Linked DNA regions of Mus musculus: regions 1, 2, 3 and 4 are each linked to region 5. A link is a loop called in an ENCODE intact Hi-C map of the cell type or tissue named here. Cell type or tissue: gastrocnemius. All regions are shown on one strand.

What was found. A loop is a pair of places that touch in the nucleus more often than their neighbours do. Peaks named below come from ENCODE experiments on the same cell type or tissue, not always from the same donor. Only the 100,000 strongest peaks of a DNase experiment are listed, where the experiment ranks them.
Region 1: a loop joins it to region 5, with 4 times the contacts of the local background. A loop is called at or near these places in 22 of 42 quality-filtered maps.
Region 2: it touches region 5 in a loop (2.2-fold over the local background); 8 of 42 quality-filtered maps call a loop at or near these places.
Region 3: a loop joins it to region 5, with 6 times the contacts of the local background. A loop is called at or near these places in 31 of 42 quality-filtered maps.
Region 4: it touches region 5 in a loop (5-fold over the local background); 23 of 42 quality-filtered maps call a loop at or near these places.

The regions. Positions count from the first base shown.
Region 1 is chr15:37,111,668-37,116,667 of GRCm38, forward strand. No RefSeq gene overlaps it. Among named protein-coding and RNA genes, the nearest start is that of Gm41301, 22 kb to the right of the region's middle. In gastrocnemius, a CTCF peak has its summit at 2,549 (motif pointing right); a DNase peak (open chromatin) is centred at 2,573.
Region 2 is chr15:37,788,877-37,793,876 of GRCm38, forward strand. It overlaps a transcript of Ncald not described here. Among named protein-coding and RNA genes, the nearest start is that of Gm15942, 91 kb to the left of the region's middle. In gastrocnemius, a CTCF peak has its summit at 3,097; DNase peaks (open chromatin) are centred at 2,867 and 3,096; H3K4me3 peaks cover 2,012 bases; H3K27ac peaks cover 1,981 bases.
Region 3 is chr15:37,117,897-37,122,896 of GRCm38, forward strand. No RefSeq gene overlaps it. Among named protein-coding and RNA genes, the nearest start is that of Gm41301, 15 kb to the right of the region's middle. In gastrocnemius, a CTCF peak has its summit at 2,733 (motif pointing right); a DNase peak (open chromatin) is centred at 2,741.
Region 4 is chr15:37,454,515-37,459,514 of GRCm38, forward strand. Ncald (neurocalcin delta) reads right to left here and starts at 4,868. Exons shown (of 4, transcript NM_001170868.1): 1 at 4,703-4,868. In gastrocnemius, no CTCF peak of the experiment used is centred here; DNase peaks (open chromatin) are centred at 2,653 and 4,883; H3K4me3 peaks cover 1,808 bases; H3K27ac peaks cover 1,527 bases.
Region 5 is chr15:37,902,563-37,907,562 of GRCm38, forward strand. All of the region lies in intron 1 of Gm35019 (a long non-coding RNA gene), which reads right to left. Among named protein-coding and RNA genes, the nearest start is that of Gm35019, 2.9 kb to the right of the region's middle. In gastrocnemius, no CTCF peak of the experiment used is centred here; DNase peaks (open chromatin) are centred at 2,964, 3,354, 3,630 and 4,094; H3K4me3 peaks cover 845 bases; H3K27ac peaks cover 298 bases.

The DNA.
Region 1 (5,000 bases), 790 kb before region 5:
TTAACTAGAGGAGGCACATACGAGCACACACATACACACACACACACACACACACACACACACACACAAGTTTTTAAAAATATATTTAATGAACTTAAATTCAATAACTACTACCCTGTGAATCAAATCATCATCATCACCATCATCATCATCACCATCATCACCATCATCATCACCATCATCACCATCATCACCATCATCACCATCATCACCATCATCACCATCATCATAGTATACAGTATGCTCATACATCAGAGTTTAAATACTGTGGATTAATGTATGGTAATAGCTGTTTTTAAAAATAATTTATTTTTATTTTATGTACAACAATATTTTGACTGCAAGCATGTCTGTGCGGGGCTTCAGGATTCCCTGGAACATGAGTTACAGACAGTTGCAGGCTGCCATGTGGGTTTTAGGAATTGAATCCGGGTCCTCTGGAAGAGCAGACAGTGCTTTTTTTTTTTACCATGGAGCCATCCTCCGGTGTCTGCCCCACCTCCCTCCAAAAATTTGAGATTCCATGACTAACCAAAGAAGCGAGGTGGGGTTAGAGAATCTGTGGAGCTCCTGTGTTAGAGGTGGAAGAAGGAGACACTGCCATTGCCAGCCTCATCCTCAGGTCTGTTTCTTTTTTCCCCCTTTCCTCCCTCCCTCACTTCTTTTTTCAGAAGCAGTTTTTTCACCTCCATTTTGAGGATAGAAGATAACTGTACCTTGATAAATATGTGAATGACATTTTCTGTCCACACCACTCATGAGACACAGACAAATGTCACACTTTTCAGGGTGAACTGAGACTAGGAGAATGAGTATATTACAATTATACCAGAAAAATCAGGCCTGAGAACTTTAGACGCACACAAGGGTGAGTAGAGGGCACAATAAAAATGTAAAATAGTGAATTGCATCATTTCTGCTTTGAAAGCACATTTCTACAGAAAGGTGGTACAACTAGGGGTTGGTGACTGCGTTGATGAAGTGTAGAAGTGTTGTGGCCTGCTGTGGTTGGGACACAACTTGTGTTTAAAAATTGATCACTAATTCACATTCTTAGCAAAGCATTTTTTATTAGAATTTTCTTTATTTACATTTCAAATGTTGCCTTCTTTCCTGGTTTCCCCTCTGAAAACACCCTCCCCCTGCTCACCAACCCACCGAATCCCACTTCCTGGTCCTGGCATTCCCCTACACTGGGGAATAGAGCCTTCACAGGACCAAGGGCCTCTCCTCCCATTGATGACTGACTAGGCCATCCTCTGCTGCATATGCAGCTGGAGCCATGAGTCCCTCTGTGTGTAATCTTTGGTTGGTGATTTAGTCCCAGGGAGTTCTGCGGGGGTACTGGTTGGTTCATATTGTTGCTCCTCCTATGGGGCTGCAAACCCCTTCAGCTCCTTGGGTACTTTCTCTAGCTTGTTCATTGGGGACCCTGTGCTCCATCCAATGGATGGCTGTGAACATCCACTTCTGTATTTGCCAGGCACTGGCAGAGCCTCTCAGGAGACAACTATATCAGGGTCCTGTCAGCAAGTACTTGTTGGCATCCACAACAGTGTCTGGGTTTCTTTCTTTCTTTCTTTCTTTCTTTCTTTCTTTCTTTCTTTCTTTCTTTCTTCCTTCCTTCCTTCCTTCCTTCCTTCCTTCCTTCCTTCCTTCCTTCCTTTCTTTCTTCCTTCCTTCCTTTCTTTCTTTCTTTCTTTCTTTCTTTCTTTCTCTCTTTCTTTTTTGGTTTTTTCGAGACAGGGTTTCTCTGTGTAGCCCTGGCTGTCCTGGAACTCACTCTGTAGACCAGGCTGGCCTCGAACTCAGAAATTCTCCTGTCTCTTCCTCCCAAGTGCTAGGATTAAAGGAGTGAGCCACCACGCCCAGCCTTTCCTTTCCTTTCCTTTTCTTTTCTTTTCTTTTCTTTTCTTTTCTTTTCTTTCCTTTCCTTTCCTTTCCTTTTCTTTTCTTTTCTTTTCTTTTCTTTTCTTTTCTTTTCCTCTTTCTTTCTTTCTTTCTTTCTTTCTTTCTTTCTTTCTTTCTTTCTTCTTTCTTTCTTTCTTGTGTCTGGGTTTCGTAACTGTATATGGGATGGATCCCCAGGTGGGGCAGTCTCTGAATGTTCTTTCCTTCAGTCTCTGTTCCACACTTTGTCTCTGTAACTCCTTCCATGGGTATTTTGTTCTCCTATCTAAGAAGAACAGAAATATCCACACTTTGGTCTTCCTTCTTCTTGAGCTTCATGTGGTCTGTGAATTATATCTTGGGTATTCTGAGCTTCTAGTCTAATATCTACTTATCAGTGAGTGCATACCATGTGTGTTCTGTGACTGGGTTACCTAACTTAGTACGATAGCCTCAAGATCCATCCATTTGTCTAAGAATTTTATGAATTCATTGTTTTTAATAGCTGAGTAGTACTCCATGTGTAAAGGTACCACATTTTCTGTATCCATTCCTCTGTTGAGCGACATCTGGGTTCTTTCCAGCTTCTGGCTATTATAAATAAGGCTGCTATGAACATAGTGGAGCACGGGTCCTTATTTGATGTGCACAAATTCACTGTGGCATTTTGGCCAGCAGGTGGCGATATTGTGCCACAGGGGATGAGGCAACCGGTGAGATTTTTTTTTTTTTTTTTTTTTTTGTTACCGCCTAACCAATTTCAGGAGCAGGGCCGATGTGTCAGGCCGCCTGCTTGTCACCTTTAGATGTTGGGCAGCTCTCCCTAGGATCTCAGCAAGGAGTGGGTCAGTTCTGGAATCTGCCTTAGGGTTGGATGGGCCCACCTGGGCACAGAAGAGCAGGCACTGTCAGAGTTCCCCTTTGCAAAGACGGGTAACTGAAAGGTATTAATTAATACTGTTCGCTTCGAGCCCCTGAGCTGCCATTTTGACTATTGAAAGTGCATTCAAAACTGTGACACAGACAGACGCTAAAAGTGTCGTGACTGAGAGGTGGCATTTCTGGCATATGTCAGGCCTTGGGAATCAATCCCCAGTGTTGCATGAAACTGGTGTGGAGGTAGGAGCTGGAGATATGGCTGCGGGGTTAAGAGCGCTTGCTGCTCTTCCGTAAGATCTGGATCTGGTTTCCAGCACCTACATCAGGAGGCTCAAAACTGCCTGTAACTCCAGTTCCAGGGTATTGTCTGTCTTCTTCTGGCCTCCGGGAGGGTCAAGCACACACATGTTGCACATATGCACACATGCAGGCAAGCATTCATACACGTAAGATACAAATTAAAGAAAAAATAAATAAATAGGTGTGGAGTATATGCCTGTAAATCTAGTGCTTAGAGAGGGCAAGGGGGGGTGGGAGGATACAGAATTATCTCAACTCAGGTCTCTAGTTATATCTGGAAAACAAACGAAAACAACAACAAGCCAGGCAATACACACCTTTAGTCCCAGCACTTAGGAGACAGAGGCAGGCAGATCTTTGAGTTCAAGGCCAGCCTGGTTTACAGAGTAAGTTACAGGACATCCAGGTCTACACAGAGAAACACTGTCTCAAAACACTAAAAATAAATAAACATATTTAATTAAACAAATAAAGTTACAAGAACATATTCCAGGAAGTATCTTTTGGGTTCTGGTGGTGCCAAATGGCATAGGTTTCTGTTGCTTATGCTCTTGTGCTTAATGGCCTCTCGCCATCTGGTTATCTCTGGTATTAACTGGCTTTGCTATCTCAGCCTGGAGCTTGTCCCTCCTGTGAGCCTGGTTATAATGGCAGGGGACAGACCTCCAGGCTCATCTGTGAGGTTTTTAAGACTAGGTGGACTGAAGTGGGAAGATCTATCTGAGATGTGGGCAGCTTGGCCATGGCGTGGCCTCTGGTTGAATAAAGGAGCAAAGCACCAGCGTTCATCTCTCTCTGCATCATCCCTGGCTGCAGGTGCTCCCTCGGGACCCTGCTGCCAGGACCCTGTGTGATGAACTGAACCCTCAAAATGAGGTCTAATCTCAAGTCTCAGTATGGGTGTCCAACAACAGATGAATGAAGACGATGAATAAGATATTTAATTAATGGAGCATTTTCAACTGAAAGTGTTAATTCAATCCTTTCATTTTCAGCAAGGTAAGAACTGGGACTATTAAGTGACATCAAATAAGCCAGACATGGAAACTTGATTACCACAGGTTCTGTCTATACTGAAGATTCAAAGGCAGGCAGCTGCTTGTTGGACAGTGATTGCTGACGCTTGGTAAGGGTGTGTGTGTGTGTGGGGGGGGGGTTAGAGAAAGGACGGTTGCAATTGATCAGCACATGCTACACGCGTGTACAGAACATCACACCATTAGCATGCACGTTAACAAACCTTTTGTTATTATTGATGGTTTTGTTTTTTTTCAGGACAAATCTCTTTTTGCAACCCTGGCTGTCCTGGAACTCCCTTGGTAGACCAGGCTGGCCTTGAACTCAGAGATCCGTCTGCCTCTGCCTCCAGAGTGCAGGGGATTAAATGCATGTGCCAACAAATGCTAATGAAGTATGAAAAGAAAAGGTTCTATAGGAAAGGGGACTGTTTTCATCCAAGTGGCGGCTCCTCGTGACAGGAGCCCTTTTAGTCCTTGATGGATCACCCTGGGGAGACCACACCCTGGGAAAACCTCCTTGCTTAGACAGAGGTGTAGAGGGAATGACTCTGTCCAAAGCCCATAGAGGCACAAGTCCTGAGGAGGCTGGAGCCTGTGTGTACTTCTCTCATACTTTGCTAAATTCCACTTCTAAGAACGCTGATCTTCAATAAAAAAATAAATAATAGAAAGCCAACATTCACGTGGAAACTGAACAACACTCTTCTCAATGATACCTTGGTCAAGGAAGGAATAAAGAAAGAAATTAAGGACTTTTTGGAGTTTAATGAAAATGAAGCCACAACATATCCAAACTTATGGGACACAATGAAAGCATTCCTAAGAGGAAAACTCATAGCTCTGAGTGCCTCCAAAAAGAAACTAGAGAGAGCACTCATTAGCAGCTTGACAACACACCTAAAACGTCTAGAA
Region 2 (5,000 bases), 110 kb before region 5:
AGCTCACAGAAAATGTGTTGTCTGCGTGGTGGTTTATCATCACAGTGGAAAGTTCCTGCTTTCTTTTATGGGTCCCTTCTGTCCCTGAATTCTGCCTTCACTGTCCTCCAATGAGAGTCTCTAGGATAGGAAGAATGAGGACAAAAGCTGTCACCACCTCCAAATCCCATACCCTGACAGACATCACTAATTGACCACAGCCTCCTCTCCTGCTGAGCCTGGCCCCAGCTTTCTAAGCAGCCACTACCAATCAATCAGAGATGACATGTAAAATGAAACCCACTTGTGTGGCTCCAGCCTAGGGGCTGGCTAGGTTTTTCTATAAAGAAGGAAGTCTGTATTGCACATTCTTATTTCTGTTTTTGTTTCATTCGTAGTCCTTTAAAACAGGGAAAGGCAGGCTCTTCCCTCAAACCTGCTTGCTAAGCCTTGAAGCCAGCCTGAAGGCCTGTGGAGAGCAAGGTACCATCTTAGCTTACTGCAGGCTCCTTGGGGCAGCTGCAGAGTGCTCAGAAATGGAAGCTCTGAGACATATCCTAAGCACTCAGCAAATTGCCTGAAACGTGACATCAATGACAGGTTTCTTACTCTCATCAGACCCTCGGAAACCCACGCCAGAAGGAAGTGATAACCCAAGGAAGGGCCAGAGAGTCAGGCTGGCCCTGACCTTTCTTATCCCCTGAACTTGATAGGTATTCTTCCACCCTGTAGCCAAGCTTGAGGAAAAGCTAAGGGAAGAGGAGTTAGGATTTTCTCCACTGCTCATCTGCCTCTAACAACTGGAAGAGTGCATCTGAGCTTGGACCAGTAGCTCTTATCTATGAACCCAGAGTGTACTATATGGGAGCAGGGGTCTGCAGCTTAGCCTCAGCTACAGAGCAGGCTGGGGCTAGGGCTGCTTAAGATCCTGTCTCAAAAATATTGGGAGAAAAAGGACAGGTGTGAAAACTAAGGTGAAATGCCCGGCTTGCGACTCCCCCGCACTCTCTGATGCTTTTCTTATAATGAATTAAGGACAAAGACTTGCTTGGTCCTCCTTATACTCTCCGTGTTCAATTCTGGCTTGAGAGAAAGCGACTAGATTTTGCTTAACTTATTCATTCAGTGAATACCTGGCTAAACCCCAAATCTCTTTTCCCAGTCCTAGCAGGAAGATTCATCCATAGGTCACTATGCAGGGTGATTCTGTGCCTGTGTACCTATGCCTAGGATGCTACAGCAGCGTGAAAAGGAACAGCCACCTGGAAGGGCAGTATCCAGCGCCTGCTGACTGCAGTGGGTAGCATCTGGATAGGAAGTAGATACAAGAGTTGACAGGAAGGAGGGGGCTGACAGGTGCTCCTGCTAATGGGGGTGGGGTGCTGCCTGAGAAAGGCTTGGTGAGATTAGGACAGCGTTGCATGTGTTCTTGAAGTCTGGGTTTTATCTGGAAAGCTTCTGACAAGCCTTCAAAGGAAGTCAGCCAGAGGGACTAGCTTAGATTTTTGTTTTCAGAATGATTGTCCACAGGATGTAGAATGAACTGGAACAAGAAGGTTTTGATTGGGAGCGGTAAGCCAGCTGGAATGTAACCGCAGCAATTCAGGCAAGAAGGAAATCAATCAACAACCACAAAAATAGGAAAGGGTCACATTCACTTGGTTCTACCTATACCCAGCTTGATGGATCTGAGGGCCACATCCAATTTGTGTAGCATCCCTGAGGTAAGTTTGATACCTACCAGCAGCATCCTTCTCGCTCCAGGAACCACAGGAGAGGTGAAGGCGGCCAGCTCATAAGAGCTGTTCTGATCTGAGCCAGAACTCAAATATAACATCTGGCTGCAAAACCCTTGCTGGGTATGTCCACAGCTGTGTTGGCTTGCGTATCTGGATATTGAGTTACAGCTTCTCTACCCCACCCCACTACACTACACTCCGCGTCTGTGTGCGTCCCTCCCCCTCTCACCTTTCTCTCCACCACATATGCCCCTCCTTTGCAGTCCCTGGCATCATTGCCTTGGGCATGAAACTCAAGCATCTCCCAGTTGGAGTAAAAAACTTCACAAGCCTTGCCAATTCGGCCTAACCAAACTCGGCCAGCAACCCAGCTCCCGGTTAACACAGTGCCCTATGACTGTTCTTTTCAATTAGTCAGAATCAGGAAAACTTTGAGCAAAGGCTTCTGTGGTTTCCTTCTCAGAGAGCTGAATTTGGCACCTCGGCTTCTGTGTTTCATACTAGTCCACTGAAGACTTGAACCTGCATCTTCAGTTGGGGGGCTGTCCTTTAGGAACACAGGCAGACTAGCCTGCAGCCTCGGACAGATTCACCCGCAGGAAGAGCATATGAAGTCTTCCTCCATCCTCCCCACCTCCTCAATCCGCCCCCTTCTCTGCACGAAAGTTACAGAAAGCATTTGCAGCGAGAAACTTGTGTATTGTTTCCTGCGGACAGGGAGACCTCCTGCCCCTCCCGGGCTGATACAACCCACTTTGCACATCCTGCTTCTCCGAAGCTAAAAATAAATCCGGTATGCACTGAAAACTCTCCACGTCTCCCTAGCACACACTTCCCCCGCCCCGCGAGGTTCCAGACACGAGAATCTTTCTCTTTAAAACGCAGCGGATTTCTGCCGCAGGTTCCAGCAGCACCTTCGGCGGCCCTTAGCCCCCTCCCCAGCCACCCACCTCCCCCACGGGCTTCCTGCAGCTTTTCACTGTGGACTCTGCAGGCCCGGGCCGGTACCGACGTCCCTGACCCGGGGAGAGCATGCTCCGGACATTCCCCGACCGCCAGGCTCGCCGACGCCCCCTTTCGAGCTAGCGCGCCTCGCCGGGTCCCTAGCAAAGTTGCTGTCTCCTCTCTAGCCACCAGCCTGGGGCGTATCGGTTTAAAGCTTGTTGGTCCCTGCAAGGCGCCGGCGTGGGGTTGTGGGGGAGGGCAGGGAAATTGACAAGGTGGGTGGCACTGGGGAGGAGCTGCAAGGACCGGGTTCTGGGGGGCCCCGCGATCCCCGCCATCCTGGGCTCGCGCCTCACCGAGAGCTCTTCTCCCCCTGCCGCCGCTCCCGGCTCGGGTCCCGCTGCTAACCCGCCCAGCTGCGGCTCCCGCTCCCTGCTAGAGGAGGGAAGGCGCTGCGACTCACCGCCAGGGCCGCTCCCAGCGTCTGTGTCGCCGCGGGCGAGGCGGCGGCGCCTTTCCTCCTCCCGCCTCCCCCTGGACAGCTCGCCGCAGCCGCGCCCCCCTCCCCAGCCTCGCTCGCTGACCGCTCCCCACCGTGGACGTGGCCTCTCCGTGCGATGTGGCTCGGCTGCTTCTGTCGGGGTGAGGGGACCAGCCGAAGCTGGGATGCACAGGTGCAGGGGCAGCCCCGCCTTGTACTGCTGCAGCCGCTGGCCTCAGCCGGGTTCCCTCGGATCCTAGCCCACCGCAAGCTTCAGCCAAGCAGTGCCCAGTGGGTGTTATCTGTGTGCTGTTAACGTCAGATTCAACTTAGAATTATTCCCCATGCTTTCATTGCGAGACCTGGCGTTCCTGTCACCTCTCAGTTATTCAAGGGATCCTCGAGAGCCTTTTAAAAAGCACCCCCCAATCCCACCCCGCAAAAAACCCTCTCTTGCACCAATAGGTCTACGATGAGGTGGGAAGCCTCCTCTTTTTTACTGGCCTATTCTCTTCTCAGCGCTTTCTGTCAAGGGATGGCTTAGCAAGGACTCGCTCAGGAAAGATGGACAGCAAAGGGGCGTGTTTCTTACACTATTCCTCCCTGCAGAATGTCACCAAACTCTGTCCCTGGTGAAGATAGTGAGAAGCAAATGTCTTGTCAATGCAATCATCCAGTGTTTATCAGGTGTCTTCTTGCTGTGTTGGCCACTCATGACCTCGGAAAAGCCACTTTAACTTTTTTTGTTGGTTAACCCAGGTGACGTTTCATCAATTAAAAAAAAAAAACAAAACAAAACAAAAAAACCAAAATCCTTCTTATTTAAAAATAACAAAGCAGTAAAGAAACGGTGCTTGGGTCATGCGTGTTAGCAAGATTCCTGGCCTTGCGTGTTGGCAAGATTCCTTCATAAGATGATCAGAGAAATGGCATTACCAGCCGAGGAGATAACTCCAGCAAAGTACTCGCTAGACAAGCATGGCCACCTCAGAGATCCACCACCAGAACCTATGTAAAACTGCCTGGTGAGGTGGTATGGGTTTGTTAACACCAGAGCTGGGAGGTAGAGACAGGCACCTTCCTGGGGCTCCCTGACCAGCTAACCCCACCAGGCGAATGAGAGACCCTGTCTCAAAACAGCCAGGTGCACAGTGACTGATGAAAGAGACTCAGGGGTGACCTCTAGCTCCCCTCACCACACCCACAGCCCCGCCCCCGTCCCGTCCCCGCCCCCCCCCCCCCCCCCAAGCGCGCAGAGACAGAGACTTTTAGATCCTTGCAGTCGCTTATGCCAAAGGGTTCATCTAACTGAAATCACTCTTCCCTAGGTCTAATTTGACTGAAGAGCAAATTGAAATTCAGAATTTTGCCTAAAGTAGATTCAAAGATTAGCCCAGCATTTTAGGCAAGCTCTGGAGTTACCTGGGGAGTTATGTCTTTGTTTGTTTATGTATTTAAGCGCTAGCCCCGGACCCTCTCCCGAGGGATTCAGACTTGTAGCTCAGGGGTGTGACCTAACAAGGATCTGTTTTACAAAAGCCCCCAGAGAGTCTGTGGTACATATGGTATTGGAAGTTACCATAGGTTTAGCCTGAGACAACTCCAAAACACAGTTTTGAGGCCAGAAAAGATCTCAGCTGCTATTGCAAACTCAAAGGTCCCTAGAGATGAACGTAGGTGACGAATCAGTGACCTATTGTGGGTTTACAGAGGCAAATGGGAATGGGGGATTGCTGTGATCTCAGTGCCTCCTCCCACATTCCATACCAACCACAGTTGCGCAGTGTGGCAGTTTGGGAGGTACTTCCCAGTGGGAGGGGTAGGGTTGGGGCCAGTGAGTTTCAGATCTCTGGAGC
Region 3 (5,000 bases), 780 kb before region 5:
AACAAGTCAATGGCCTTTCTCTATACAAAGAATAAACAGGCTGAGAAAGAAATTAGGGAAACAACACCCTTCTCAATAGTCACAAATAATATAAAATACCTTGGCGTGACTCTAACTAAGGAAGTGAAAGATCTGTATGATAAGAACTTCAAGTCTCTAAAGAAAGAAATTAAAGAAGATCTCAGAAGATGGAAAGATCTCCCATGCTCATGGATTGGCAGGATCAACATTGTAAAAATGGCCATCTTGCCAAAAGCAATCTACAGATTCAATGCAATCCCCATCAAAATTCCAACTCAATTCTTCAACGAATTAGAAAGGGCAATTGGCATATTCATCTGGAATAACAAAAAACCGAGGATAGCAAAAACTCTTCTCAAGGATAAAAGAACCTCTGGTGGAATCACCATGCTGGACCTAAAACTGTACTACAGAGCAATTGTGATCAAAACTGCATGGTACTGGTATAGTGGCAGACAAGTAGACCAATGGAACAGAATTGAAGACCTAGAGATGAATCCACACACCTATAGTCACTTGATCTTTGACAAGGGAGCTAAAACCATCCAGTGGAAAAAAGACAGCATTTTCAACAAATGGTGCTGGCACAACTGGTGGTTATCATGTAGAAGAATGCGAATTGATCCATTTCTATCTCCTTGTACTAAGGTCAAATCTAAGTGGATTAAGGAACTCCACATAAAACCAGAGACACTGAAACTTATAGAGGAGAAAGTAGGGAAAAGCCTTGAAGATATGGGTACAGGGGAAAAATTCCTGAATAGAACAGCAATGGCTTGTGCTGTAAGATCAAGAATCGATAAATGGGACCTCATAAAATTGCAAAGCTTCTACAAAGCAAACGACACCGTCAATAAGACAAAAGGCCACCAACAGATTGGGAAAGGATCTTTACCTATCCCAAATCGGATAGGGGACTAATATCCAATATATATAAAGAACTCAAGAAGGTGGACTCCAGAAAATCAAATAACCCCATTAAAAAATGGGGCTCAGAGCTGAACAAAGAATTCTCACCTGAGGAATACCGAATGGCAGAGAAGCACCTGAAAAAATGTTCAACATCCTTAATCATCAGGGAAATGCAAATCAAAATAACACTGAGATTCCACTTCACTCCAGTCAGAATGGCTAAGATCAAAAACTCAGGTGACAGCAGATGCTGGCGAGGATGTGGAGAAAGGGGAACACTCCTCCATTGTTGGTGGGATTGCAAGCTTGTACAACCACTCTGGAAATCAGTCTGGCGGTTCCTCAGAAAATTGGACATAGTACTACCGGAGGATCCTGCAATACCTCTCCTGGGCATATATCCAGAAGATGTCCCAACCGGTAAGAAGAACACATGCTCCACTATGTTCATAGCAGCCTTATTTATAATAGCCAGAAGCTGGAAAGAACCCAGATGTCCCTCAACAGAGGAATGGATACAGAAAATGTGGTACATTTACACAATGGAATACTACTCAGCTATTAAAAAATGAATTTATGAAATTCCTAGGCAAATGGATGGACCTGGAGGGTATCATCCTGAGTGAAGTAACCCAATCACAAAGGAACTCGCACAATATGTACTCACTGATAAGTGGATATTAGCCCAGAAACTTAGGATACCCAAGATATAAGATACAACTTGCCAAACGCATGAAATTCAAGAAGAACGAAGACCAAAGTGTGGACATTCTACCCTTTCTTAGAAATGGGAACAAAACATCCATAGAAGGAGTTACAGAGACAAAATTTGGAGCTGTGACGAAAGGATGGACCATCTAGTGATTGCCATATGCAGGGATCCATCCCATAATCAGCTTTCAAATGCTGACACCATTGCATACACTAGCAAGATTTTGCTGAAAGGACCCAGATATAGCTCTCACTTGTGAGACTATGCCGGGGCCTAGCAAACACAGAAGTGGATGATCATAGTCAGCTATTGGATGGGTCACAGGGCCCCTTATGGAGGAGCTAGAGAAATTACCCAAGGAGCTAAAGGGAACTGCAACCCTATAGGTGGAACAACAATATGAACTAACCAGTACCCGGGAGCTCTTGTCTTTAGCTGCATATGTATCAAAAGATGGCCTAGTCGGTCATCACTGCAAAGAGAGGCCCATTGGACTTGCAAACTTTATATGCCCCAGTACAGGGGAACACCAGGGCCAAAAAGGGGCAGTGGGTGGGTAGGAGATTGGGTGTGGGTGGGTATGGGGGACCTTTGGGATAGCATTGAAAATGTAAACGAGGAAAATACCTAATTAAAAAAAAAGAACGCTTCTTTGTAGCAATGACTTCAGAGCGTGGCTTTTGCTGTAAATTTTGATGCCTTTGAGTTGGCTGCACTGATGGGTTCTGAAGAGTTTTAACCCTATGATGTCCATCAAGATCTACTAGTTATGTCTTAGACTTGGAAATTTGCCTATACACAAATGGGCGTGTCTGTGAGGCCAGACGCTAAGCATCTGAGCTACATGGAGGAGCAGAATCCACCAACCCTGCCGAGGGGAAGCTGCTGGACCTTGTCTCTTCCTAACTGCGCAGGCCAAGGTTCCAGGCGGTGTCTTCCAGTGAGGGCCTTTGCTCATTGGCCTTTCCTATGTGGAACCAGCTACATGCTTGCATCACTCACTATCCACATTCCTAGTTTGACTGCATTCTTGAAGAGTTTTGGAATTTTCCGCTTTGATGCAACCAGAGACTCCAAAACCTGCCACTAGGGGACGCCCTTTAGCTGGCCTTGCTCAGTCATCAGCCAATACCCAGAAGTGGCAGGTCCATCAAGGGAGAAGTCAGAGTCTTCCCTGGTGCGTCAATATTGACTTGTGGGTTTTGTGACTTGGCACTCAAGGTCTTTGCTGCCCTGACCGGGTCACACTCGGCACTTCGATTCCCTTCTATTGCCCTTCTGCCTGCCCATCACAATCTGTCCACACACTGTCCTCCGCGCCGGAGTCGGCTGGGAAATAGCATTTCAGTCTGGTGAGCTTAGCTCTTTCTGTGTTCCCTTCCCCCTTCTACCCATGTTCTGACAGCTCATTTCTTTCTCGTGGTGAGTAATATTTTACTGTGGGGATGGACCCTCGTTCATTAACTATTCATCTTTTAAAGGACCTCTCAGTTGCTTCCCTGTTTAGATAACTTTAAGTACAAACTGCTTTTACAAACATTTGGGTACAGACTTTGTAATGGATATGTTTTTAACATCTTTGAGAAAACACCCCAGAACACAGTTGTTGGATTATATAACAGGAGTGCATTGTGTTTTATAAGAAAGTTTGCAAGGCGGCTCACCCTGTGTGCTATCTCTGCCCCAGCGGACGGCTGCTCAGCGTGTCCTCGGGAGAGCATGGTGTGGGCAGGCAGCATCCCAGAGTTCCGACACTCAGTCGGTCGGTTAAGCACGTATCAGCGCTTGCCTCACAGTCTTGGGTCTTGCGTTTTGCTACATCATTCTGTATTATATCTTATGTTTGTACTTTTTGTTTTTGTTTTGTTTTTTTGTTTTTCGAGACAGGGTTTCTCTGTATAGCCCTGGCTGTCCTGGACCTCACTTTGTAGACCAGGCTGGCCTCGAACTCAGAAATCTGCCTGCCTCTGCCTCCCGAGTGCTGGGATTAAAGGCGTGTGCCACCACGTCCGGCTTTTTTTTAGTTTTTTCGAGACAGGGTTTCTCTGTGTAGCCCAGGCAGTCCTGGAACTCACTTTGTATACCAGGCTGGCCTCAAACTCAGAAATCCGCCTACCTCTGCCTCCCGAGTGCTACTTCTACAGTCCAACAAACAATTGAACACCAGTCTTATTTTAGTGTTTACTTTTGTATGAGGAACGAAGGGAGAACTGGGTTCTGTGAAGTGTTCTCATTTCTAAACAGACAGTTAGCTTTCCCACATTTTTTCCCCCTCACTAATCTGACTTGTCCAACAGGTTTGGAATATCATGTTTATCAGGCACTAAAGACTCTATTGTCGAAGACTTCTCCCGGGGCTCTCTTCTTAACTCACTGAACTATTTCTTGTCCATTGGAAATGAGACTTACTCCCTCACAGGTCTTGGTCATGGCCGTTGTCAGGACCTACCTCCCATGGAGGAGCCTTCTTACTCCTTCCTGTGCATTCTGATTGTCTGTAAACCCTATGTCCTAACATACACATATTCTCTGATATAGTGTGACCTGTAGAGACTAATTCCTGTCATCAGATGTGTGTCTGACCCCTCTAGAACACACGCTGAAACTCAGTTCCCAGTGCAACAGTGCTGGCATCACACAAGGAGTATCTGAGGACACGGGTACCTGCCCCTGTGAATAGATGGGCTCTTTCTCAGCAGACGGGGCTGAGTCCCTCCTTACAGACTACGTTGAAGGAAGTGTTCCTTAAAAAGTTCCGTTTTCTCAGCTACCCCTTGCCTCCTCTCTTTCCATGTGAACTCCCCCCTCACACACACACAGGCATTTCTACCGTGGTACCATCCACTATGAGGCTTTTATTGAAACCAATGTCAGTGTAAAGCTCTGAGGCTTCCAGTCTGTGCTAAAGAACTGGGCAGGTGGTTCCAGGTGGTATACGACAGGAAGCCATGGGAGCAAGCCAGTAAGCAGCATCCTCCGTGGCTTCTGCACAGTTCCTGCCTTGAGTTCCATCTCCACGATGCTCTGTAAACTTTGCTGAAACAGTCCTTTCTTCCTCAAGCAGCTTTGGTCCTTTTCTGGAATGTGGGATTGCAGTTTGCCGCTTTCAAAACACACCTACTGCTTCTGCTCTGCTCAGGCAAAACTCTTAATGAAGAAGTGTATTTGTTCTGACACAAAGCAAGATAACAGCCGTCTTCCAGGACATGGGCGAGGCTGTAGGGAGATGGTGCCACAGTGAATCATGGCTGCAGAGCCCCCACAGGGAAGGTCCCCCAGGGGCTGCAGTCTGTGCAGATAGGAGCAGTGACTGTTGAAGGCTGACTTATGTCCTGTGTTAACATTAGCAAAGTTA
Region 4 (5,000 bases), 450 kb before region 5:
TGGACTAAGTAAATTGGAGGAAGCAAGCTGAGAAACAGCATTCATCTGGGTCTACTTCCTGACTGAGGATGTAATGTGACCAACTGCCTTGTGGTCCCGAGGTCATCCTGTCTGTGCCCTGATGGACCACATACCTTTAACTGTGAGCCAGAATAATACCTTTCTTTGTTTTGTTTTGTGTTTATTTTGTGGGTGTTTTTTTTGTTTGTTTGTTTTGTTTTGTTTTTGAGATAAGGTTTCTCTGTGTATCCCTGGCTATCCTGGACTCACTGTGTAGACCATGCTGGCCACAAATTCACAGACATCCACCTGCCTCTGCCTCCCAAGTACTGGGATTAAAGGCATGCACCACCATGCCTGGCCAAATCCTTCCCATTGTTGGGTATTTTTGTCACAGCTACAGTAACCAGTACAGCTGCTTAAGGAAGATGTACAGGCCTCGCTTTGCTGGAATGCTGAGCAGAGCTCACTGACTGTGGAAAAGCATCCGATTAAAGCAACAACTGGAATATCTTTCATATTAGCAATTTCTTGCCTGCAAATCAAATATAGGACTTTATCGTGACATGAGTCTATTCCATTCTAGATTACCATGGAATAATTTAATTAAAAAATTGTCATTTCTATTTATGCACTCGTGTGTGCCTGTGTGAGTGTATGCTACATGTGTACAGGTGCCTGTGGAGGCCAGAAGAGGCTGTCAGATCCCCTGTAGCTGGACTTACAAGCAGTTGTGAGCCCTTTGACGTGGTTTCTGGGAACTGAGGTCCTTTAGAAGAGCAGCAAATGCTCTTAAGTACTGAGCCATTTCAGCATGACATTAATGGCATCTATAGATATATTTCACAAAAGCTATAAATTTAAGCACAGAGATGAGAAACTATTGGTCTGGAGAATGTAGCACCAGTGGACTTAATATTTATCATATAATTTCTGTATAAAAGTCTCAATAAACACTAACTTTTATGGCATCTCTTATGGAAACAATAAAAAAATGTTGAATTTTGTAAAGCTGTTGCTAGTTGCTTTCCATCCTAAGATGCCATTTAAAGAAAAGTCGACTTCGTAAAAAATCACGACACATTCCTTTCTGCGCCGAAGTTTCCAGCACCTCCATCAAGAAGCAGAGGACAGCTGGGGATGTTAGACTTTCTCCAAGTTTCTCTGCAGGTTGCCACAGAGACTCAGGCTCCAAGCAGGTGTTTTTCCTAATCCAAAGAGCAAGAACTATTTAAGAACATCCTCTTTCGTAATCCCTCTGAGACCACACGAAAAATTACTCAGCTTCCATTTCAAATGCAAGGGATTTGGATTTGGTTTAAACAACAGCTTGTGCAAAACCATCTTAACTCCATTCTTTTACACCAGTATGGTAGGAGCTCATGTAATTGAAAGGGCGGCTTTGGTCTCTCTAAACACAGGGCTGTGACAGCAGCTAATGGACAGCAAAGTTCCCTCATCTCACAGAGGAAAGTCAACACTATTTTCTTCTCATTCAAAACAATGTAGGGAATGAGAGCTTTTCTGACACCCGACACTACACAATGACACTCACACCTCCTACTACACAATAACACTCACACCTCCTTCTTGGCCTTAGCTATGTCTTGCATCCAGTTTGGCTCTTCTGGGAAGTGTCTGCTTTTCCCAGCATGCTTCATGAAAGCACCGTCCACTTATCTTCCCTGTGTGGATAAAGGTCTCTTTGTAAACAGCTATGGTCCTCTGTGGCACACGGTTTGAACTTGAGTGACCTGTCAATAGTGTTTTCCTCATAACCCATATCTACCCAGGTAAGAGTTCCTTGTGCAGGTAACAGAAGACGAGTTAAGGGTGGCGGTGGTGGGGTATTAAAGGTAAATTGCAGATTTAGCAGCTGAGGGATCTTGCCATCCCCGTCTGCACCAGTATTTAGAGTGTACTGTGAAGTTCTCAGGGTCCAAGAATAAAATCAGATGCTGTGGAACTGAAATAAGGTTATGGACTTTGTCCAGGGGGTTCTATGTCCTTTGGCCCCACAAGCTCACATATTAGTTACCTCCAGAGCAGACAGAATCCAGAAGAACCCCAAGAACTTGGGTGGTTAAATAATGTCATCTTTATTTCCACCAACCCCAAACTGAAATTTAGTATTTCTTTCCACTAAAATGTGGGTCACAAACCACAGTGCCAGGGATGTTGCCAAGACAAATCGCAGATATTTGCATTTCATATTGCAATTCTTAGACTAACTCTATTTCAAAGCAGCCTTCACGCGAAGCACTGCCTCATTACTGTGGTAGCTATTGCACCTGCTGGTAGGGTATATGACTTAATAACATATGAACAAAGCAATTATCCTGTCATAATGAAAAGATAGTATATTTTATTTTTTATTATTTTGTATGTTTTGAAATTATTCTATAATAACTTTATCCCTCCCATTTTCTTTGCTCCCTCCAATACCTTCTGAATCTCCCCCCTTCCCCTGCCCCTCTCCCCTCCCTGCTTTCTTTCAAACTCATGGCCTCTTTTTCTTTTTCTTTTTTTAAAGACACATTTTCATGAAAAGTAGTTTCCTTTGCAACACAGCATACTTTGTTTTATGCACTTCAGATATCATTCTGGAAAAGAGTCCACAGGTAGCACCAGACGGCCAGACGTGCTCGTGGCACTGAAAGGGTTAAGGCTTCCTGAAACTAGACCCAGAGCCTTTAATAATTCAGCAGCCAGGTTTCTAGAGTCAATCATTCCATGCTGGCATCTTCTGAGGCTGAAGCACTCTTGACCTTGATAGCAGGCAGCACAGACTCGCTGCTGCAGGGGGATGCTCCTCAGCCCCCTTTCCTTATTTAAAAAAAAAAAACAAAACAAAAACAAAAAACCAAACCCTTGGCTCGAGGCTTTGAAAGTTCTTATTTTCATCAGGGAGGCTCTTTTCCCAACTTTTTATCACCGACATTTTGCCACTAACACCGACTCTCTCTCTCTCACAGTTTTGATTGTTGGAATCCAGTCTCATGCATGAGGGCATGAGGATGTCGTACATAATCATCTTGTGAATTTAAAACCAGGGAGAGAACCAAGAAAAAGAGTGAAGATAACAGTCGACACAAGAAAAGTTAAAGCACCAAGTGTATACCACGAGAGATGCCTTTAAATGACAGTGCTAGCTGGTCCCCCCATTCTCAATTGAAATGTCACACACCAGTTGACTCATGAAAGTGGTAGCGTCTGGGTTACAAGAACATGAGGTCAGTTAAATGACTGGAAGACGTCTTAGTAAATACATGTATGTACAAGCACATCAGACAGTGGACAGTCCTAACGGAAGCTCTGATCAAAAGGTCCATTCACTGAAAGCTGCTTGGAAAATAATTGATTCAAGCAGTTATTCATTTACTGCTGCGGCTACAGGCTCTCAGAATTCTCACCCAACGAGAGCAAAATGTAGAACCCACAATTCTGAGCCTAGTAACAGAAGCAAAAAACAATGTATTCTTTCACCAAACTAAAATATAACTATATCGTCAACCTACTGTCCAAACAATGTATTATTTCTCCAAACTAAAATATAACTATATCATCAACCTACTGACTGCATATATCGAGTGGAGCCAGTCTATCTATGCTCCTTCAAATGCTGGTTCTATTTCAGATGGCTGTCTAAAATACGCCTCGTTTCTGTTAAATCTGTAAGATCTAGAAACCTGTTTATCCATCTAGGCTTCTGTTTGCTTCAGAACCTGAGGTTTCCTTGAAACTTGGAGCTGCAGAAGGAGCTAGCAGAACCACAGCAATGCACACACAACAGCCGGAGCAATCCTTGCTCATCAGTTACCAAATCACTCACACAAGACCTGGAGCAAATTTTTATCGAGCATCCTCAATCTACATTTCAGTTAGGGAAGACCTCACATCAATGCATATTTAGTTCCAGGCTAGTTTCTTCTCAAGATAATTACTTTTAAGAATAAAGATCAGAACCAGCTTACAGGACTCCTTAGAAAAGGCCAGTCAGTCCCTCCTCTTCACCAGGGTTTTCAGAGAGAGCGAGCCACAAAATAGCACTTCACAGTAACACCCACAAAACAACCACACGCACACACATAAAGGTTCCACCCCGACTTCCTTGGCATATTGCAGATTCTTTTCTCTAAACAGGAAGCTGTTGACAGTTCCCCTCTTATTTACAGAGTACCAAAAGCCCCCTTTACAATAATAACCACAACTTTCAAAGTCTAGAGTCTTTTCTCACGGTTCCCATTGTTGCTAATTATACATGCTGCAAATGAGGTAGAAACCAAATTCCAGACTGCTGTGGGCTGACGCAGAATCAGCAGCAGCAACAAGGAAAAGTTAGCTGCTCCCTCCAAGGCGGTGCTGGAGTTACCAGACCCCAAACAACACTGAAGGAGGGATTCCTAGAATTCAAGGGAGCAAATTTGGCTCACGCTGCAAAATGAGAATTTCTAAATAATGTATGTTAGCAAGCATTGCGCAAGAAAGATTACATTTTAACCTACTTCATGGAACACTAATCCAAATTTAACCAAGTTCCAGAGACTGCCTGAAATTCGTGACTGGAAGCTGCTTCACATTCTTTGGCTCCGTTCGTCAGTAACTGCTCTTGAAGGCAAAGTTGTAGGAGGTTAAGAGGGGAGGGAAAACCATCAGGGGCTGTGAAACCACGTAACTCCTGTGTATAAAGCAAACCGATTACCTCACGCTGAAGAAGTGGGGGTTTAGTAGTCCATGCTCCTGCAGCCCCTGGGAAGCAACAACCACAGCTGTAGGGACAGCAACAGCGGCGGCGGCGGCAGCAGCAGCAGCAAGGTCCAGCATCCACCAGATTCTCACAAGCCTTTGACTGTGCGGACTCAGCCACAGACTCTGCCTCTGGCTGACGTCAAAGTCCCTGTCACATGGCCAGATAAAAGCCAAGAGAGCATTGGTTGTCGTAGCAACCACAGACTGGCTCTGAAATTATTTCAATAGGTCATCTGTCACTGATGTGTGTG
Region 5 (5,000 bases):
GGCTGTGTATAAAATTTCTTATACATATGCACAGAGAGTGAGGGGGGAGGGAAAAAGAGAGAGGAAAAACATGGTTTTGTATAAAACATATACATGTAGATAGATAGATAGATAGATAGATAGATAGATAGATAAGGAAAACCCATGGCTATGTATAAAATGTAGCAGAAGATGGCCTAGTCGGCCATCATTGGGAAGAGAGGCCCCTTGGTCTTGCAAACTTTATATGCCCCAGTACAGGGGAACACCAGGGCCAAGAAGTGGGAGTGGGTGGGTAGGGGAGCGGGGGGCAAGGGGAGGGTATGGGGGACTTTCGGGATAGCATTTGAAATGTAAATGAAGAAAATACCTAATAAAAAATTGGAAAAAATGTCATATGCATGTGCATACAATGGCAGAGAGAGAGAGAGAGAGAGAGAGAGAGAGAGAGAGAGAGAGAGAGATCCATTACAGATGTTTGTGTTACAAGCAATTGAAACAACCCACACAGTCTTACTCCTTCATCTTGCTCTGCCAGGTACTAAATTGGTCTGGAGAGAAGAATGCCCCTCCCTCAATGTGTTACCCTCTGTGCTTTGTGCCCCCATGTGGGCAAAGGGTTATGAGAAACACTCTTGAGTGCTACCTTCACCCTCTTCTTTGTCTGGGAGGGTTTGCACAATGGCCTCCATGATACATTCAGGATATCCATTCCATCCATCACCGGGCAAACCTGTCAGGCTTGTCTCCTCCCTCCCTCCAGATACATACTGCAGGCAAACCACCGCAGCTACTTTTCCCAATGACAGGCTGCACCAAAATCCTAATATGTGTGGGGTGAGATCTCCTGGTGCTAAGGCCTCTCCTTGGAGCAGCAATACACATGCTACTGAAGCCCCTTGCTGAGAGTAGTGGGAATTACGCATTATTGGGGTTTATGACTTATGCATTAGCCTTAAAAGGAACCGGTCATGATTACAGCAACAGAAGACATTAAGCCTGCACAGATAATTAATGTGAGACAAGCTTCACTTGCTCTGAATGCCATAGGCAGAATATTGCTTAAGAAAACATAAGGAAATACTCCCCAGGTGGCAAAAATTCTGTGCAATTTAAAATTTTTTTCAACCCTACTTTTGACAATGTTTTTTTCAATGTTTTAACCTCCTTTCTTGCCTACCACCCACCAGAGGTAGTGGAAAAGAAAGGTTAGTAGGCTATGAGAGAAGTGGACCTGTTTAGAAATACTTCTTTGGAGCAAATCTCATCTGCTTGTCAGGAAATCAACAGTTCAGTTCACAGATCAATAACAGCAGCTCCATCCACTCGCAAACACTTCATGGATATACCAGCAGGACAGTTCAGTAGTATCAGGACAGCACGACCTAGCAGGAACAGCCAGGCCTCTGCCGACAGCACAAGTCAGCAGGAGAGAGTAGGAACACCAGGGATGCCAGGAGAAACTCTCGGTGGTGCCTCTCTCAAGGAATCAGCGAAGACGTAAGACCAAGAAGCAGTGCACAGCTAGCTGTACAAGCAAGCCTCGCTCACAGTCTGTTGAGTCTATTTATACTCCCTCCAAACATTACATGTCCTCTACAGGTTTTGTCTCATCATGTGGGTCTGTCTTAGCAAAACTCCACATGATTCTATCTCAGCTGACGTCACTCTGCCAATTGGCCCAGTCCGTGAGAGCAACAGAAGCCACCAGCACACCACCAGAAGTTTTTTGGTGCATTTCTCTCTATGGGGTGACAACAAACTATGCAATGTAAGGCAGAACAATACACGCGTTCTTTCACATGCTTGCTTTAGCAGACCAGCCTTTCTCCTGTGTCTGCTTCAGCTAAATGTTCCTTTACATGTCTGCTTTAGCAAAACATCCTTTCATTTCAGGAAACACTCCTTCACATGTTTGCCCCAGCAAAGGACCATCCAGCACAACTGACTTTCCAAAGAACCCTTACATTTCCACTCCATTGCTGTGTTAGAAATACATGCTAAAAATGTGCATAGCCAGTCTGCAAAAATGGAAAAAAATGCATGAAGAATAAATAAATAAATAAATAAATAAATGCATGAAGAAATTGTTACCAGGAAGGTAGTGTACACCTGTAATATCAAGAAGTGGGATGCTGAGGTAAGAAGATTGCCACAAGTTCAAGACCAGCCTAGGCTATGAGACCCAATTTCCAAAAAGAGAAAGAGAAAGAAAGGAAAGAAAGAGGGAAGGAGGAAAGGAGGGAGAAAGAGAGGGAGAGGGAAAGGAGGTAGGGAGGGGGAGGAGAGAGAGAGAGAATGCTGGGGTAGGGGAAATGGCTCAGTGACTAAAAACGTTTGCTGTGAGGTGTAAGGACCTAAGTTCAAATTCCCAGAATCCACACAAAAGCCTCGAGCACTGTGCACCAGCATCTGTATTCCCAGTGCTTCAGTGGGAGGTGAGAGACAGAAGGCCAGCTAGCCTGGGGTACATAGGTGTGAGACTCAAGAAAGTAGAAAACAAGGACCAACAGCTGGGGTCCTCAGCCCTCCACAGGTACCCTGTGGGGTGAGGTGCCCACATTCACACATGAATGTGCATGTATACACACAAACAGAGACAGAGAGGAAAAAACAGAGAGACAGACAGAAAGAAAAGAAAAACAGAAAGGCGACATGTCATGTGCCCACAGATCGACTTAGCCCTAGCTAACCTATTGACAGTGTTTTCTAGACTAACAGGGATGTTCTAGCATGGAGTTGGAATTTCAATAATTTTGAGAAATAGCTTTGTTTACCTAGCACTGTGCCCTGAGTACTATTTTAAGTACCTTTAAGTACTTGTACCACACAAGAAACCCATACTGTTATTCTGCCCAGTGACAGGTCTTTAACTCAAGGCAGAAATAAGACAAGTAATGTGCCAAAGTCACACAGCCAGTAGGTGCAGAGCCAGAGCCGGAGCCAGAGCTTGGCTCTGCAGCCCTGCTCTTCCTTCCTCCCTCACAATGCGGGAGCACCCCACATTTTGTGGTATTTTCTGTGAGTGGAAAGTGAATGAATGACCTGAGTCAAAACAGAGTTATGTCTCAAAAGATCAAGCCGTATTTAATAATACCCCTCAGCTCCCGAGAAAGCTGCCTCCCACACCCAAACTACAAATCAGTACCCACCACCCATTGGCTTGACTTCACATTGGGATGAATGACCCTCGAGTTTACAGAGCCAAAGGGACTCAACAGCCCACCCCGCTGACAGCAGTTAGAACAGCCCCCTCTCGGTGGGATTCTCCAGAAGTACAGCCGGCTAGGGGCCGTCTTCATTCCTCATCTGCTCCCCTTCCGCCCAGCTGACTGTCCCAGTGACTCTGTGACTGCGCCAGGCCTCCTGACACCTCGCCGGGTTTCTTGGCTTCTTGACAGTTGTCCTGTAACCGCTTATGAAAATAGACTCGTTCTCTTTCAGTCTGAACCAAAAATCAGGCTTTCCCCCTCTGCCACTGTCTACTTGACTTTGGTCTCTGAGCTTCCAGCTGGTCAGGGATGTAATACCCCAGGGGCTTCTTCTGGAATTCTGTTCTGGAGGAGAGAGGCTAAGCCCACAGATCTTTGTGTCCAGGTGTCTTGTGAGAGCGGCTTCCTGAGTCCCTGCAGCGAAGGAGCCACCCTCCAAGCTGAGACACCGGTGGCTCAAGAGCGCCACCGTGTGGAAGCCAGGAACACAGCTCTAAGCAACACAATCCCATAGGTGCTGGTAGCAGGTCTTCCCACGTGAGCCCCAGGAAGTCCCAGGAAGCAGGTTGGAAAAACAGGTAACCATATCTCCCCTTTTTCCCCCGCTTTTCTCCCTCCCTCTTTTCGCCTCCAGGCCCTAGGGAAGGCAAGAGAACGCAGCAACCTCTGGTACCTAGCTTTCCTCCCTCCCCTTGCTGGTACATGGGGCTGGCAGCTCTGAGCGTAACTCATAGCTGGAAAGATGGTGAAACTAATCCTCCCTTTAGGAGAACTAGATAGAATTGACTCAGTAAATTCTCCATTAGCCACATAACAGTAAATTCCCACTGAGTGCAACAGCTCTGCTGGCCAGCAACTAGCAAGGGTGTTCTCACCTCTGCAAGCTTCCCCTGGCTTCTCCCCTGAAGCCTGGCAAGTCTCTGCACACTCATCTCTCACCAGCCCCTTCCAGGCGGGCAACCCTTGGAGGTGGCTACTCAGCAGTGTAGCGCCATCTTGCCTGGGGCTCTCTAAGGAAATTTTGTGGTCTTTGATGTCAATCTGCCCAGAATTCGGGCCTTATCACTTTAAGGTGCAATAGCTCCTGAAACTAACTTGAAAAAGAAGACAGTATTTTGTGCCCTTCACTTATTGTGTGTCGACCCTCCTAGGAAATTAGATCCTGATTTTTGTCTCCAGCGAGTGACCAGGTGTTTGTGAAGAGGAGGGGGAGGAGGAGGAGGAGGAGGAGGAGGAGGGGGGGGGGGGGATTTCCTGCTAGAGTTGTTAGCAAATTAAATGATGCTTGTGGATATCAGGTGAGTAATAATGATGACTGTCTGTTATTCTGACTGTCTGTTATTCTGACAGCACGCTTCACCATGCAACTCATTCTGTGCCTTGCTGTTCACCAGATAACTGTTACTGAGTGTCAGCAACTTGTCACCCAGGACAACACAAGGGTGTTTGTTGCTGCTGCTGTAGTTCTTTTGGTGCTAGACAAGCATTCAACCACTCAGGACAATACAAGTATAAAGACCATAGGTCCTGACCCTAAACTGGACCAGTCCCCAAATCACTGCAACATGTGGCAAAATAATTATAGGTGTAAGGAGTAATAAGCACAGAGAGTCACCATTAAAGAAGGCAGGGGCCACATAAAATCCAAAAAATCTTATTCTACTGTGACCCACTGGCTATTCTGAGTCCTCAAAGATGAGATGATGAATTTTAGTATGCACATAAAATATGCTTGGAATAGAGATTTTATGAGTCTGTTCTTTCAGAGATGGGAAGGCTAATTCTATCTGTATCTCAGATAACTATGCA